Regions from separate parts of the Homo sapiens genome. Here region 2 is linked to region 1. Evidence: read pairs that join two places in POLR2A ChIA-PET (ENCODE). Cell type or tissue: A673. All regions are shown on one strand. Each heading gives the region's core, and the rest is flanking DNA. Links, peaks and the distances in the headings are about the cores only.

Region 1 (8,320 bases), core at 166-8,165:
ACTGCAGCCTCAAACTCCTGGGCTCAAGTGATCCTCCCGTCTCAACCTCCCAAAGTGCTGGGATTACAGGCATGAGCCATTGGGCCCAGCTGATGTTATTTTTAAAAAAGTTTTTCCTGGCCTAGGCTGTCAGGGTGTCTAGCACCCTATTCCCCTTGAATTGCTAAGTGAGAGGCCCACACTGCAATCTCTTGATCTGTTTGTATTCTCCATTTAACAGACAGTGAGTCCCTGGAGGGCAAGGGCCTGGCCTGCCCTCCCCTCCATATTTGTCCCTGAAATTCTGAGTTCTGGAAACTTCTAATGGAAGGATCGAAGAGAAAGCATCAGCTCAGCCTGGCCACTAACCCCAGACATGGAAAGAAAAAAAGGAGGGATACTCTACCTTCAAAAGCCATCCCAAGGCCGGGCGCAGTGGCTCACATCTGGGATCCCAGCACTTTGGGAAGCCAAGGTGGGCAGATCACCCGAGGTCAGGAGCTCGAGACCAGCCTGACCAACATGGCAAAACCCATCACTACTAAAAATTAAAAAATTAGCCATGCGTGGTGGTGTGCGCCTGTAGTTCCAGCTACTTGGGAGGCTGAGGTAGAAGGATCACTTGAGCCCAGGAGGTGGAGGTTGCAGTGAGCTAAGATTGCACTGCACCACTGCAGTCCAGCCTGGACGACAGAGCCAGACCTTGTCTTTTTTTTTTTTTTTTTTTTAAAAAGCTATCCCAAATCCACTTGCTTCTTCTCCCCACCACCCACCTTTGCCTTCACCTGGTCCATCCCTGGCATCAACCATGAGTATCTGAGTCAGGTCCTGTCCCTCCTCTGCCCACAGCCCTCCATAGCTCCCACCTCTCTAGGGCTCAAAGCCCAGGGTTCTCCCTGCAGCCCACAAGACCCTACATGACCTATTGCCTCCTCTCCCCTCCCCATCACTCACTGGGCTCCAGCCACACAGGCCTCCTCGCTGTTCCTCCAACACGCCAGGCGTGGTCCTGCCCCGGGGCCTTGGCACACGCTGTGCCGTCTGCCTGGAATGCTCTTCCCCCACGTTATCTGCTTGGTTCCTCCTCACCTCCATCAGGGCTTTGCTCAAACATCACCTCCTCAATGAAGCCGTCCCTACAGCCCCATTAAAAATGACAACCCTCATGCCTCCCTCCCGAGTCCCCTTTGTTCCTTTACTGCTTTCTCTGATCACCCCTGACGTGCTATATATCGTATTTTGCCTATCATCTCTCTCCCTGATCCACAAAGCCATCCCCTTTATTGCTTCAGGGTCCCGGCACAGAGCCTGGTGGACAGGAGGCATCTGAGAAATCCCCCCAGATGATGGAAAGCGCAAAATCGGAGGCAGTGGCTGCGGCCAAAGCAGCCGCTGAGACCCCGGAGGCTGACGGCGGAAGCCTCCACGCCTACTCCAGCCGGGGCCTTCCTGTCCCTGTTGGCAAGCCAGGCCCCTGCCCTCTGCCATCCGGCGGCTCAACACCTGTTGTGACACAGCAGGAAGCAGGGGCGGCAGCCAGTGCCCGTGGCCTTGGCTGGACAGGTCCCTCCGGCAGGTTTAATCCCTGCCCCAGTGGGAGAGGGGGTACACGGACCTTGAAGCCAAACACACAGGCTGACACAAGCACCATCCACTTGGCTTATCCGGCTCCCGGGAAGTGGCCAGTGTAGGGACAAGCCTGATAAACATCTAGCAAATAAATGGATTTTTTCTTTTTTAATTGAGACGGAGTTCGCTCTGTCCCCCAGGCTGGAGTGCAGTGGTGTGATCTTGGCTCACTGCAAACTCTGCCTCAAACGATTCTCCTGCCTCAGCCTCCCAAGTAGCTGGGATTACAGGTGCACGCCACCATGCTGGGCTCTCATTTTTGTATCTTTTTAGTAAAGATGGGGTTTCGCCATGTTGATCAGGCTGGTCTTGAACTCCTGACCTCAGGCGATCTGCTCACCTCAGCCTCCCAAAGTGCTGGGATTACAGGCGTGAGCCACCACGTCCGGCCTGGATTTCTTTACAATCGTCACACTGTCCTCATGCTGAGCCCAGCCCTGATTTGAGGGCTTCACCCTATGAACTCACTAGATCCTCCCAAGGGAGCCTGGATGGTTGAGGTTATCATTATCCTCATTTTCCAGATGAGGAAACTGAGGCCCAGAGAGGTGGAGTCATTGCTACTAAGGGACAGAGCCATCTGGCCCTAGAATCTGGTTTTGGCCACTAATCAACACAGTCTCAACGAATGAGAAGAATAAAACAAGGGCCCGGTGCTGGCTCATGCCTGTAATCCCAGCACTGTGGGAGGCTGAGGCAGGAGGACCACTTCAGCCCAGGAGTTCGAGACCAGCCTGGACAACATAACAAGACCTTGTCTCTACAAAAAATTAAACAACAACAAAAAAATTAGCCAGGCATGGTGGTGTGCACCTATAGTCCCAGCTGCTCAGGGGGCTGAGGCAGGAGGGTCAACTGAGCCTGGGAGGTTGAGGCTGCAGTGAGCTATGATCATGCCACTGTACTCCAGCCTGGGCAACAGAGCAAGACCCTGTCTCAACAAAGAAAAATAAAAAGAATAAATCAAGGTAACAGGGAAATGTGAGTCACGTCTACGGAGCATTCCGACCTGGGGAAAAGGGCAGCTATGCTTCATCTCCCTGATGTCTCCCGACCCAGTGACATGGGCCCATTTTAGGGATGAGGAAAACTGAGTCCCTCAAGGGGGAAGCGATTTCCTGAAGGATCTACCGCCTAGAAGTGGCAGGCTCAGAGCTAATGCTAAATTCACTAAACCCTGACCCAGATCGACTACAGGGTCATTTTGTAGAGGCCTCAGTGCTGTAAGGAGTTTGGCTCGTGCCTCGTGAGTACCCACTGTGTGCCAGGCCCAGAGTGGAGAAGCCTCAGATGTCTCATTTCCAGACAGGTAAACTGAGACTGAGAAGTTCAGCTATTTGCCCAAGCCCTGAGATGTCCCCATTTTACAAACAGGTAAACTGAGGCTCAGAGAAAGAACCATTTATCCAAGCGCCAAAATTGTCTCCATTTCCAGATGGGTAAACTGAGGCTGGGAAGTTCAGCTATTTGCCCAAGCCCTGAGATGTCCTCATTTTACAAACAGGTAAACCGAGGCTTGGAGAAATAGAACCATTTATCCAAGCCCCAAAACTGTCTTCATTTCCACATAGGTAAGCTGAGGCTGAGTTCAGCTATTTGCCCAAACCCTGAGATGTCCCCATTTCACAAATAAACTGAGGCTCAGAGAAATTTAACCATTTATCCAAACCCTGAAATTGTCCCCATTTCCATTTGGGTAAACTGAGGCTCAGAGAGGTTTCAACAGTTGCCAGAGGTCACACAGCCGGCAAGAGGCAGCACTGAGCCTCAAATCTGAGGTTTCCTGACCTGACAGGGAACTGCAGGCCCCACGGTCCCCGCCTGAGCTGGCGTGAGCCTTTAGCGGAAGCCCTCCCCAGCTCTGCACAGCAGACACCCTCGCGGCCGTGCCTTGCTGGAGTATCCACAGTGACACACAGCCCTGTTGGTGGCTGGGCTTTTTCAGGCTTAAAAGGGAGGTAATATCACCTAACACCAGCTATATTTTTAAAAACCCCACAGCACTCAGGAGGCTGGCCCGTCAGCGCAGCACCACGTCCGTGGGCAGGCAGAGGCCCCGGAACTCGAGGACGTGGCTATTTTAAAGGGGCTATTTCTGGAGGCTGAGGTGAGAATGCGGGGGTGGGAGGAAGAAGCAGCCGCGGGGACCGACTCGAGCCCGCCCCGACTGGCCGACTCCCGGGTTGGGGGTGGTTAAAAGCAAGAACGTGGAAGCCACCTGCTCCCCGCAAGCACTGCCTCCAGCCCGCAGAAAGACCTCAGGCGGCCGGGCGCGGTGCTCATGCCTGTCATCCCAGCACTTTAGGAGGCTGAGGCGGGCGGATCACCTGAGGCAGGGAGTTCGAGACCAGCCTGACCAACATGGTGAAACCCTGCCTCTACTAAAAATACAAAATTAGCCGGGCATGGTGGCGCACGCCTATAATCCCAGCTATTCGAGAGGCTGAGGCAGGAGAATCGCTTGAACCCGGGAGGTGGAGGTTGCAGTGAGCCAAGATCGTACCATTGCACTCAAGCCTGGGCAACAAGAGCAAAACTCCGTCTCAAAAAAAAAAAAAAAAAAAAAGAAGAAGAAGAAGAAGAAAAAGAAAAAACAGACCTCATGCATTTCAGAGCCTCATTTCTTCCCCTGGGAAGAGCTGCTTAGGCAAAATGTATGCCTGGAGCCCTACTGTGTGCAGATGCTGCCATGGACATGGTAGAGGAGGAGAGAAGCAGATAATGAGTATGAAGCATTCGAGGCTGGGAGAGGTGGCTCACGCCTCTAATCCTGGCACTTTGGGAGGCCGAGGAGGGCAGATCATTTGAGGTCAGGAGTTTGAGACCAGCCTGACCAACATGGCAAAACCCCATTTCTACTAAAAATACAGAAAAATTAGCTGGGCATGGTGGCACATGCCTGTAATCCCAGCTACTCAGGAGGCTGAGGCAGGAGAATTGCTTCAATCCGGGAGGCAGAGGTTGCATGAACCAAGATCACACCACTGCACTCCCGCCTGGGTGACAGAGTGAAACTCCGTCTCAAAAAAACAAACAAAAAAGCATTCAACAGAGAAATGGTGGCAAGGGCTTTGAGTCAAAGAGAGCAGAAGGGGGAAGACAGGAAACTAGGTGGTGGGGCAGGCTGCAAGTTTAAATAGGGTGATCGGGGAGGCCTCATTTAAAAGTGACCTGAGACGTGAAGGAAGTCAGGGAGGTTGCTGTTTGGGGAAAAGCATTCCAGGCAGAGGGCACAGACTGTGCAAAGGCCCTGGGGCGGGACCATGCCTGGTGTATTGGAGGAACAGCGAGGAGGCCCGTGTGGCTGGAACAGAGTGAGGACGGGGAGAGAGGAAGGAGGGGACGGCAGGGAAGGGATGGAGCAGGTTGTGCAAGGCCTGGTGGGCTACAGGGAGGACTTGGGGTTTTCCCCCAAGAGGTGAGAGCCATAGAGGGCTATAGGCAGAGGAGGGATGGGACCTGACTCAAGAACTGAAAGATGTCATTGTGGGAAGACAGACTGTGGGAATGAGGGCTGGGGTCACACCAGAGCAGAGGTGACCGTGTTGGTCCAGGTGATGATGGGAGCTGGACCAGGTGGAGGCAGAGGATAGAACAAAAATGAAAAAATGAAGGCCACGTGCAGTGGCTCATGCCTGTAATACCAGCACTTTGGGAGGCCAAGGTGGGTGGAATGCTTAAGCTCAGAAGTTCAAAACCAGCCTGGCCAACATGGTGAAACCCCATCTCTACAAAAAATACAAAAATCAGCCAGCATGGTGGCACGTGCCTGTCATTCCAGCTACTCGGGAGGCTGAGGCAGGAGAATCGCTTGAACCTGAGACAGAGGCTGTGGTGAGCCAAGATTATGCCACTGCACTCCAGCCTGGGAGACAGAGCGAAACCCTGCCTCAAAAAAAAAAAAAAAAAAAAAAAAAGAAAGAAAAAAAGGGAAAGCAAGCTGGCCTGTGTACAGTACTCAGCGCACAGTCCGGCACACAGCAAGTGCTCAGCATACATTGGCTTGTATTATTTTTAGGGTCTTAGGCTCTGTACTCTGAACCTGAAACCCGCTTCCCCTGGCAGGACCCAGGAGAAGACAGTGACCCCTGTGCCTGGGAGCATTTTGTGTATGGAAGGGGACACAGTTTTCACTCTCATGTCCCTATTGGCCTGTCCCAGGCTGGCGGCAGCTGATCAGACCAGGGCCAGATCTGATGGTTGCAATGGAGGAGGAGAGGAGAAGGAGGTAGTGACCCATGGGTTAAAGGGGGGAGGCCCCCAGGTGTGTCAGGATGCAGCCCTGCCACAAAGCGTGGGGTCAGCCCAATCCTAACTCAACTCTACTTGCTGTGTGACCCTGCACAAGTCACATCCCCTCTCTGAGCCTCGGTTTCCTTATCTGCGAAAGTGGGGCAGTGGTTGCAGGCTTCTCACAGGGCTGTGCAGATTCAACAGGACCACGAGGCACTCAGCTAGAGGTGGGATCCGTGTCAGCACCCATCATGCTTGGTCGTTCACCATCATCCCCATCCTCACACTGTTTGCAAAACTTCGAGTCTGGGGTCTCTGGAGCACAGGGGCAAGAAGAGCCACATCCCCAGGAGAGCCACATCCCCAGAAGGTGTCCCAAGGTTCATGTTCTGCCACCGTTTGGATCCAGTTGAATTGCAAATGCCAGAAAAAGCACAAATAAGGAATGATTTCTCTTTTCACCTAAGGGAAGCTGCCAGGTTGGCCATTCAGGGTTATTTTCCCCTCCCCGACAATCACTGGGGCCCAGGCCCCTTCCACCTCTTTGATCCCCCATTCTTATCTATGACACCTGCCTCATGGTCCAAAATGGCTGCCTGAGCACCTGCCATCATCTCCATATTCCAGCTGACAGGTAGAGAGGAGCATGTGCCACTTCTCTTGAAAGGCATTTCCAGAAAATCCTGCTTATTTACGCCATGGGTCAGCATTGAATCATATGGCACAGACAGCTGCAAGGTGCACTGAGAAATGTTTTCTTTCCCCCAGGTGGCCATGTGCCCAGATAAAAATTGTAAAGTTCAACTGCTACGGAGTCGGGGGATATGATGGGATATTGGGAGATCCCGCCACAATATCTCATGTGGGCCATGGGGCCAGGTCTTGGGTCTCAAACCAGCGCATCTGAGACATTTTAACCTGGAAAGAGAAGAGAGACGTCATCGGGGCCGGCCCCCTGCCTCCACACCACGACGGTTTCACTCATTCCAACATCCACCTCCCAAAAGACTCCAAGGTCAGAAGCAGTGGCCACGACCCAAGCACAGGCTCTGCCCAAGGCGTCCCCAAGGACAGGCCCCCACCGGCAATCTGTGCTCCCCAAGCACTGGGGCTGAGCCACCAAGCACCCCCATTCAGCCTCCTTCCTGCCTGCCGAGGACACCGGCCAATTCATCTCCTTCTCCTCAGTAAACAACTGTCAGGGAAAATAAATAGTTTTTAATAGGCTCATTAATTGAATTCAGGAAGAAATCACCTTCTCCCCAGGCCATGGGGAAGCAACGCTCAGTTCAAGAAATTCAGGCCGAAGGCAGAAGGGGCTCAGCCTCCCAGAAAGTCCAGGAGATGCCCCAAACAGTTGTAGTCACATTCAATAACACTGGGACAGGCATGGTGGCTCATGCCTGTAATCCCAGCACCTGGGGAGGCTGGGGCAGGCAGATCACTTGAGGTCAGGAGTTCGAAACCAGCCTGGCCAACATGGTGAAACGCTGTCACTACCAAAAATACAAAAATTAGCCGTATGTGGTGACACACGCCTGTAATCCCAGCATCTCGGGAGGCTGAGGCAGGAGAATCGCTTGAACCCGGGAGGTGGGGGTTGCAGTGAGCCGAGATCGGGCCATTGCACTCCAGCCTGGGCGACAGAGTGAGACTCCATCTCAAGAAAACAAAACAAAATACTGACTCAACCAGCAAGGGGGTCATTCTGTGCTGGGCTTAAGGCTAAAAGCCTCAGGTGGGTGCTAGGATGTCTTAAACACCTCAGGGGTGCTCAGGCTTCAGCTTTCAGCCTGGAACAGACAGAGGCAAAAGCAGCAAGAATTTAATGCCCTTGTTTTGCTCTCACCACATTTATTTTTAAGGTTGTACCTTCAAGGACATACCAGGTTTCCGTTCACAAGAGCAAGACAAAGTTTTCTCTTTTACGTTTTAAAAGAGAATGGGTTTAAACAAAACGTGTCAAGTACTGGCTGGGCACGGTGGCTCGTGCCTGTAATCCCAGCGCTTTGCGAGGCTGAGGCGGGAGGATCGCCTGAGCCCAGGAGCTTGGGGCTGCAGTGAGCTATGATCGTGCCACTGCACTCCAGCCTGGGTGACAGAGTGAGATGCTGTCAAAAGAAAAAGAAAGAAAAAAAAAAGAAACGAAGAAAAGAAAGGAAGAGAAGAGAAAGAGAAAATGAGGGAGAAGGAAGGAGAAAGAAGGGAAGAGAAGGAAGGAAGGAGGGAGGGAGGGAGGGAGGATAGAAGTAAAGAAAGAACAAGAGAGAAAGAAAGAAAAAGGAAGGAAGGAAGGAAAGAAGGAATGAAGCAAGCAAGCTAGCTAGTCCTTAGGCGATGGGGCAGCAAAACACCAGATATAGAGTCCAAAGACCCTGCAGAGTGACCTCGGCACAGACCTAGAGAGTCACAACTGACCCTCCACACCTGCTGAGGGTTCTGTCCACATTGACGTGACTCAGTTTCCCCACTGAGGCTG
Region 2 (8,320 bases), core at 37-8,036, 230 kb before region 1:
CTCTCTGCCTTGCCTGACAGACTCCCACCTTGAGGATGGACCCTGGCTTTGGGGCTGGGATTTCATTCACTGCACTCGAGTCTCTGGACGGGGGCTGGGCTGTTCGGAGGGTTTGGGGAGTGAGGGCACCGGGCAGCACAGGTTTAAGTCTCCTGTGTAGGAATCTCACGTCTTTCGGGAGCTAAATGCCAGGCAGGAGGTTGCTTTCCCCTCAGAAACTAGAAGTTCTTATCCAACCTGCTCTTCACGCCCACCTGTGGGGAGAGAAGCCCATTCCTTGTGTTCACTGCCTGCCGGAGAGCAGGAGGGAGCCTGTTTCCTCGTGGGCGGGATGTGCCCCCCGACTCGGGTAGGCCCGAGCATCTGAGGGCCCCCAAGGGCCCATCGTTTTCAGGGTGACCGTCCACACCTGCAGGGGCAGGGAGTCGGCGGCTTAGCTTCCTCTGGAGCACGGTTCCATCAGCCAGATGCGCTCACATCCAGCTCTTAGCGGCTCCTGCAAAAACTCGCTCTGATCAAAGGGAGGTGAGTGTAAAAATGCGGCCCGGGCTTTGTCTCCAACTCCCCCCGTGATTCCTGGACCACGCAGGCCATATCACTCGGACACCACGGATACAAACCCTCACTCCCCTGGCCCCTAGAGCTGAGCAGAGCGCTGGGTTCGACTTCCATCTAGAGCAGAGGTCGATGGGGGGGAGGTTGCCCCTGCCCACAGCTCCACCCGTGATAAGTAGGCAGGCTTTTCCATAATTAATCAAAACCTAGGCCGTTCATCTGTGGGCCAGGGCTGAGCAGAGACCACCGGAGTCCCTGAGGGGGCCCCTGAGGCTGCAGGGGACAGGCCAGGCCCCCCCCCTCCCCCCCCCCGCAAAAGAGCAGGTTGTGGTTATAGGGGCAGGATGACAGTGGGAGATTTTGACATCCTCAAGAGGCAGAGGAGCAGGACGCCCCTGCCAGCTTCATCCGCACATCCCTTGGGGCAGATACAGAAGGAAGAATGTGCATTGTTGGAAACTGGGGAATACGGTAAACAAAGAGAAGTGGGAGCTGACCTTACCATCTCTGCCATCCGCTCAGCCATGAGAAGGAGCAAGGCCCAGCGTGGGTGAACCCTGAGGACACCCCGCTCAGTGAGAGAAGCCAGACCCAGAGGCTACACCGTGCGAGACCCCATTTCTATGAAATGTCCGGGACAAGCCAGTGCTCAGAGGCAGGAAGGGATGCTTGGGTGTGGGGGCTGGAGGGTGACAACGGATGGGGACGGGTTTTCTTTGGAGGATGAAAATGCTCTACCTTTGATGGCGAAGATGGTCTCCCCACTCTGTGAATACACAAGCTCCTGCGTCGCACACCTGGTGAATTGTAGGGCACACGAATCTCACTGAAACTGTCCAGAAACATCCTTCCCCCAGATCAGCTCTCAGCAAATCAGGAACAGTAATCCAGAATAAAAACTGGGCAGCCTTTCTGGAAGGCCGTCTGCCATGGGTTACACATGTGTCTCCTGTGGCCTAGCGGTTCTGTCTCTGGAACACGTGCATACCGGTTCCATGTCTAGGGATATCTGTAGCCCCGTTTGTTGTAGTGGAAAGTTCTATGACCAGGGGATGGGTTGAACCAGTGGAATGTTATGCAGCTGTGAAAATGGGTTTGCTCCATGAGGTTTGCTCTGTATCTTTGGGCATGGAGAGATGAGCGCGACAACTTTAAGGGAAAAAATAGGCTGTGGACTGGGACTCTTGTGATTCCCGTTTTTTGTGGGGATGTGGTTCTTGAACTGGGAAAGGGAGATTTGCCCAAGTATTGGTTGATATTAGTTTGATGTCATGGAATTTGGGATACCTTAAAAATATGCACTAACTTCTCAATATGGTTCTGTCTTTTTTTGTACTAAAAAAAAAAAAACCCACATACTCCTCTTTCCATAGTCAGAGGGGTGTAGCTCTGGGGAGGGAAGAGTGGGGTCCGCCATTCCTAGGTGCTTCTTGAGCAAGCACCCCACAGTTCCCAAGTGGAAAAGGTTTTTGTTGTTGTTGCTTCGTTGGTTTGTTTTCAGAATGGGAGTTAAAAACCAAACAAAAGGCCAAGCGCAGTGACTCATGCCTCTAATCCCAGCATTTAGGGAGGCCGAGGTAGGGTTGCATGATTCCAGAGGTTCAAGACCGGCCTGGGCAACATAGTGAGACCCCATTCTCCACAAAAAGGGGGAAACAAGACAAAAACACAAAAACTGTGAAGACCCCCAAAGCCTGGCCCCCTTCCTCCCTGCTGAGCAGGTGAGGCAGTGCTGGAAAGAGGACAGAGTGGAAGGTCCTGGAAGCCCAGCCCAGCATTGCTGAGCGCCTGCCGTGTGCAGGGGAGGGGTCCTAGCCCCTGGGTCTGCCAGGGAGAGGTGAGAGTGCAGAGGACAGCAGGCTTGCCTCCCTAGCCACACACCTCGCTGCATGCCCTGGCCTCGCCAGGCTGAGGCTTAGGGTGCAGTACCCGGTTCGTTTTGAGAAGTCTCTTTCTCAGCTAGAGCTGTCTCAGTGGTAACGTTCTCTCTCTCTCTCTCCTCATCTCTCTCTCCCCCCATATCTCTCCCCCTCTCTCTCTCTCTCCCCCTCTCCCCCTCTGTCTCTCTCTCCCCCATCTCTCTTCCCCCTCTCTCTCCGCCTCTTTCTCTCCCCCCCTCTCTTTCTCTCCCCCTCTCGCCCCCTCTCTCTCCCTCTCCCCCTCTTTCCCCGCTCCCCCTCTCTCTCTCCCCTTCTCTTTCCCCCTTGCTCTCTCCCCCTCTCCCCCCTCCCTCTCTTTCTCTCTCTCTCTCTGTCTCCCCGCTGCGCGCGTGCGCCCCCCTCCGGCCCCCCCTTCCCCCCACCGCCGACAGTACCACCCTCCATCAAGTGCCGACTCTGGGCCTTGTCACCTTGGGAGGACCAGAGTAGTGCAGTGACTTTGCCAAGGTCACACAGCAGGAGGCTGGGCCCAGCACACCCTAGACCTTCCTCTGCTTCCCTTGCCCCACTTGGAGGCACAGGCCGATGGGGCATCTGGGAGCCCACACCCTCCCTGCCCACCAGGTGTCTCCTGGGCCAGTGGCTTCGTGTCCTGGGCACGTGTCCTGTGCACAGCCCGGTGGGGGCAGCTGGAGGGGTCTCCAAGGCGGCGGCTTCCTGTCTCAGAGCAGGATCCCCCGGCATGTGCTCCAGCAGGCAGGCTTTGTAGTGGGATTACTAATGGGGCAGATCAAAAGGATGTTCCTATTTCACTCAAGGAAATAAAATGTGCACGCAGCCGCCTTTCTCACGCTGAACTCAAGTTAGTCCTACAAGCCTGCACGCCATGTTAGATTAGCTCAGCACGCGGCCGGGCTGGCCCCGAGGTGGGTGGTGCCTGGTGCTGGTAGATAAGGGTCTCTCCTCCAGAGCCCAGGACTCAGCGGCATCCCGAAACACCCTGCCACGGGGAGAGTTGACTGAGGATTAAACAGAGCGCGAGAGATGTGAAGCCTGGCTGGAAGGCTGGGGAGCCACTCACGCTCTCTTAACTGGTTCCCTGCCAGCTGTCTGTGGGTGAGGCCTGCTGTGTGCCAGCCTCCCCGGGGACATCTCGGGCTCTCTGGAGGTGTCTGGCAGGGAGAGCTTCTGCTGAGCTTGGGAAGGGGACGATGACTTGGATTCCCCAGAGGCGCCATTCCAGGAAACGGCCCACTCGGCACCACCCATCTCCTCCCACCTCCCCGCATCCAGGCTGGATGGGGGCTCCGGCAGGAACCAGGCCTCTCCTAAAACCCCAGCCCTGGGGTGTACTGAACTTAATTACTGTAAAATTCAAACCAAATTGTTTCTGCTGCCTGGGAGAACTGTGTGTTCCTTCTGTTTGGTAATGAGGCTGCCTGCTCCAGGTGATTAACCCGGAGCCCAGGGGGAGGGAGCCCAGGGGGAGGCGGCAGAAGGCAGGGGCTGGGGAAGGGTGGGAGGGAGGAGGGCCCACGGAGGTGCGGGAAACTCCAGCCACTCCTCTGACCCGCTGGAGCCCACGGCTGGCCTGTGCCCTGCCTTTGGCTTCCTGCCTCAGTGAGCCTCTGATTTATGGCGTTGTGGGGCTGGACGCATCGTGTGTGCCGCAAACTGCTGTGTGAAATATGTCTCCCTTGCTCTTCCCAGATCTTCCCTGTCACTCTGACCCTGGTGAGGCCTTTGGGGCCCCTTCCCATGTGTGGGCTTAGGGGGTGTCACAGTCACGCAGAAGCGTGGGGAGAATCTGCAGCTAAGACCAGGCGGAGCGGATCCCGGGCCGGGCCAGAATGAGTGGGTCCCATGCTGGCTCTTGGCCTAGTGTTTATGCTGCATGTCTGGAGGGTGATCTAGGAGAGGAGTGGTCTGGAAAGAAGGCCTCGTTTAGTCTCTCCCTCGGCACTGCGGACATTGGGGCCGTATCCTTCTCTGGGCTGGGGCCGTCCTGGGCACTGCACGGTGCTGAGCAGTGCCCCTGGCCTCCACCCACTCCATGCCAGGCACACCCCAACCCAGCTGTTTCAACCACAACATCGGCAGGCACATCCACTCCCATGGGGGCAGGGCCACCCATTGAAGACACCTGGGTCTCCAGGCTCCCTGCGGGCCCTTCCTTCCTTTCTCCCACTGCTCTCGGCTTTCGGGATCACGCCCTCTAATACCCCCGGTTCTGCTGCCCAGGAGCTCCGGGGGGGACACATCTCCCCAGAGGAGGGTCGGGGGCTTTTCTAGACCGAGGCTCGTGGTGTGGCTCGAGGGCCTTTGCCAGCTCGGCAGCCCCCAGTCTTCTCTACCATCCTTCATGGACAGAGCTGGTTCGGGGGCTGCAGCTGGTTGCTGCCTGGCATCAGAGGAGCGGGTCTGCTTACGGGGTCAGGCAGAGGCAGGACCCCCTCGAGGGGCACTGGCGAGGGAGCCCAGGGGTCAGCCGTCAGAGAAGCAGGAGAGTCAGAGGAGGGGGCTCGCAGGGCCTGGCCCTGAGTCAGAAATGGTGGAGTTCTCCCCTCTGCCATCTCAGGGCATCCCGGCTCATGGCTGTTCCTCAGCCGTCGTGGATGAGTCGTAACCTGGAGAGTGAGAGAGAACCTCCAGGGGCAACTGCTGGCAAGGAGGGATCAGGGGAGGCCGGGCCCCTGTACCCCTGACCACATGTCCTCTCCCCACCCAAGGTGTGACCCTTCATGGGGCCTGTGGTTCATACCTGGAGCTGTCTGCCTGGGTGCAGACCCTCCCCTCCTAGTGCTCTGCCTCAGTTTCCCTCCTAGGGCTGTTGGAAGTGACATGGAACAGCACTTGGGTGGTGCCTGGCACAGAAGCAGGACTGCTGTGGCTGTTGAGGCCCCTTCAGGGCAGCATGTGGAGGAGAAAGGCAGGTCCTGGTGGCCTGGGGTCAGGTGTGCAGCTGCCTGCTTGTCATGTCCCTGCAGGGGCTCACAACACTGATAGACTCGAGGCTACTTTCATTTAGGGAGGGCCAAAGGGGACATCGGAGCCTCCCCAGGCACCTGGTGGATGTGTGGGCAGCATGGAAGGCTGCGGAAGGCCATGGAAGGCCCGTGACCTTGCCTGGCCTGGCTGGCCGGGAGGGGCAGGGAGCCGCTTTCTGTGCTGCCAGGAATGGCCCCGCAGCCGAAGCCCAGGGAGCCCTGGGAGCCGGCGCCTAATTGTTTTGTTGACGCGGCTGCCGAGCACTTCCAGTAGGTTTCCTAATGAACTGGTTTGTTATCGGCCTCACTGCAGCGCTGATAATTACATCAGAAACAGGGGGCCCACTCGTCCTTCCCACGCGTTCTGTGAGCCATCAGCGCAGATGCGGGCGCCTCTGCCCCTTCCTCGGTGTTTAACGCTTTGTGTGCCAAGGCACCTGCCACCCACACCCACCCCAGACAGATGGTCGAGATGGCTGTGAGAGGAGTGTGACCGCCACTCGCCCCGGTTGGTGTCTGCTTGGCAGTGGTCACCGCGCAGGTCACTGTTCAGCTGCTGGGAAGGCAGTGGATGAGGCCATCGAGGTCCAGGGAGGAGACAGGACACGAACAAGGGTGGAAGGAGGAATTTCTGCTCCTAGAGAGGGTGCAGGGACGCTGCAGCTGCGGCCTGGTGTGTCTGCCACCTGGGTAGCCCAGTCCACAGCCCAGGCAGCTGAAAGCACCAGACATGTATCCTCTCTCAGTTCTGGAGGCAGAGGCTGAGATGGGTGTGTGGCGGGCCGAGCCCCCTCAGGGCGCCAGGGAGACCACCCTGCCTCTCCTGGCTTCAGGGCTGGCCGAGATCTCAGGGCTGCTTGGCTTGCAGGGGTGTCGCCCTCTCCTCTGCCCCATGGTCACGCGGCCCCTCCTCCCTGTCTTTGTGTCCTCTTGTCTGCTTCTAAGGGCACCAGGTGCTGACCCCCGGCAGGCCCTGATCCCATATGTGAATCATGCACTGATGACAGCTGCTACCACCCTGCTTCAGAAAAGCTCCTCTGTGAGGCCCCGGGTGCAGGATGCTGAGTAGCGCGGGGAACAGCACTGCTGGGGAGGAACGAAAATTGCGAGGTCCCTGAGCGGGGGACCTGGCAGAGGCCAAACGTCAGAGGTCGGGGGCTGCAGTAAGGGCCTTTGAAGTTAGATTTCATCACCATGTGCGGGGGGGAGGCACTGGGCATTTCAGCAAGGGAGAGGGGCCACTGGCTGGAGAAGGGACTATGGGAGAGATGGGGCAGGGAGCCCGGCGTGGATGGCCGCCGTCTAGACGGGCATGGGGTCTGTGGGCGTGGGAAGAAGGGGACAGCGTGTGCCTGTGTTTTAGGGGTGGTGCCTGTAGGACCTGGTGATAGGACAGAGGTGGGGGCACAGGGGAGGGGTGGGGACTTGGGCATGTAGGTGTGCGGTGGTGCTGGGAGCGCACAGAGGGACATGGAGGAGCCAGGACTGGGTGTGCTGTTGAGATGCGTCAGAGCCTGCCTTCCAGTGTGGGAGCCACGGGCCACACGTAGCACCGTATCCATTAACCAAAATGAAATAGGATGAACCCTCCACTCCTCAGTCAGGCCAGCCGCGGGTCAAGCCCTTTGCTAATAGCCGGGTGGGCTGGTGGCCGTGTCCTGGGCAGCGCAGGTGCAGGTCATCGCCGTCACCACAGACAGTCCTGTCACCGTGCAGCTGATGCGTCCTGTGGAGGGGTCTGCAGCTCGGGGGCGGCGCCGGGGGCGGGGCAGGGGCAGTGTGAGGGATGGGACGTGTTGAGCCATAGATGTCCTGTCGGCAGCTATGAGATGCTGTGCCCTCCCCACGCCAGGATCGCTGTTTCTAAGGCCCCTGCCCGTCCCCATCCCTGTCCACAGCAGGGCAAGCACCAGCCATGCAATGTCTGTCACCGTCGGCTGTAGAACCGCCCGCTGGTGGCTGGCATTGTCCTCAATGTTCCGCCCTGGTTCCTGGATCAGGGGGCTGGGAGTTGGCGCTGCAGCTGACGAGAGCATTCATGATCCCCGTGGTCAGATGCTATTTGGGTTGATGATTTTATCGGACCACATATAATCATTTTCTCATTAGGCCGGTGGCTGTGTCTTCTCTCTGCCACTCTACTGTTTTACATGAGCAGACTCTAGTATCTGTTCAGGCTTTTAAAAAAGAGATGGCCTCTGGTGAAAGCTCAGTGCTGTTTAAATCAGGAAAGGTGGCAGATGAGCCCCCTGGGCTCCAAGGCAGCAGTGGTAGCCCACTGTGTCTGCAGGTGGCCAGGGTCCTGTGATGATGCTGCCAGCCAGGCTGCTGCACACTGAGAGCTGGGGGCCCACGAGCCTCGGTGCTGGACGCCCCCACAGTGTGGATCAGATCGCAAGGGGCTGGCCAGGGCAGGGCAGAGCCTGCTAGGAGGAGGGAGAGGGCTGGGAGCAGCCAGGGTGGACCCCTCAACCTGGATCAGATCACAAGGGGCTGGCCAGGGCAGGGCAGAGCCTGCTAGGAGGAGGGAGAGGGCCCGGAGCAGCCAGGTCGGACTCCTCAACCTGGGGACCCTCCCCCAGCAGCTGCAGGCTTGAGTGTGTGCAGCACTTATGTGCGAGCATGTCGTTTGTGTGTGTGTTTCCCTGGGAATCAGACCCTGGCAGGGGCCCCCAGTCTATAGAGTGGGTGCTATGGACCCCAGCCGCTGTGAGGCAGAGTGTGCGCCCCACCAAGGGGCAGGCTGCCGAAAAGTCAGCTTCACAGGGAGCTTGTTTTAGGAGGAGGTCCTTGTGTTATGGAAATGTAGGCCACAGACTGAGGCGCACACAGGGCCGGTGTACAGTGTGGGGAATCTTTTTTTTTTTTTTTTTGAGGTGGAGTTTTGCACTGTCACCC

Evidence for each region. ChIA-PET counts read pairs that join two places held together with the same protein. Peaks named below come from ENCODE experiments on the same cell type or tissue, not always from the same donor. Only the 100,000 strongest peaks of a DNase experiment are listed, where the experiment ranks them.
Region 2: POLR2A ChIA-PET joins it to region 1 with 10 read pairs; 3 of 35 experiments call an interaction of 5 or more read pairs at or near these places.

What each region holds. Positions count from the first base shown.
Region 1 is chr19:5,318,727-5,327,046 of GRCh38, forward strand. The region is part of intron 1 of PTPRS (protein tyrosine phosphatase receptor type S); the gene reads right to left. Among named protein-coding and RNA genes, the nearest start is that of PTPRS, 18 kb to the right of the region's middle. RefSeq lists enhancers at 964-1,465, 1,466-1,965, 3,489-3,758. In A673, for the core only: no CTCF peak of the experiment used is centred there; no DNase peak of the experiment used is centred there.
Region 2 is chr19:5,087,809-5,096,128 of GRCh38, forward strand. The region is part of intron 9 of KDM4B (lysine demethylase 4B); the gene reads left to right. Among named protein-coding and RNA genes, the nearest start is that of PTPRS-AS1, 86 kb to the right of the region's middle. RefSeq lists enhancers at 4,868-5,417, 5,418-5,965, 7,930-8,320. In A673, for the core only: no CTCF peak of the experiment used is centred there; DNase peaks (open chromatin) are centred at 3,563 and 5,743; H3K27ac peaks cover 6,558 bases.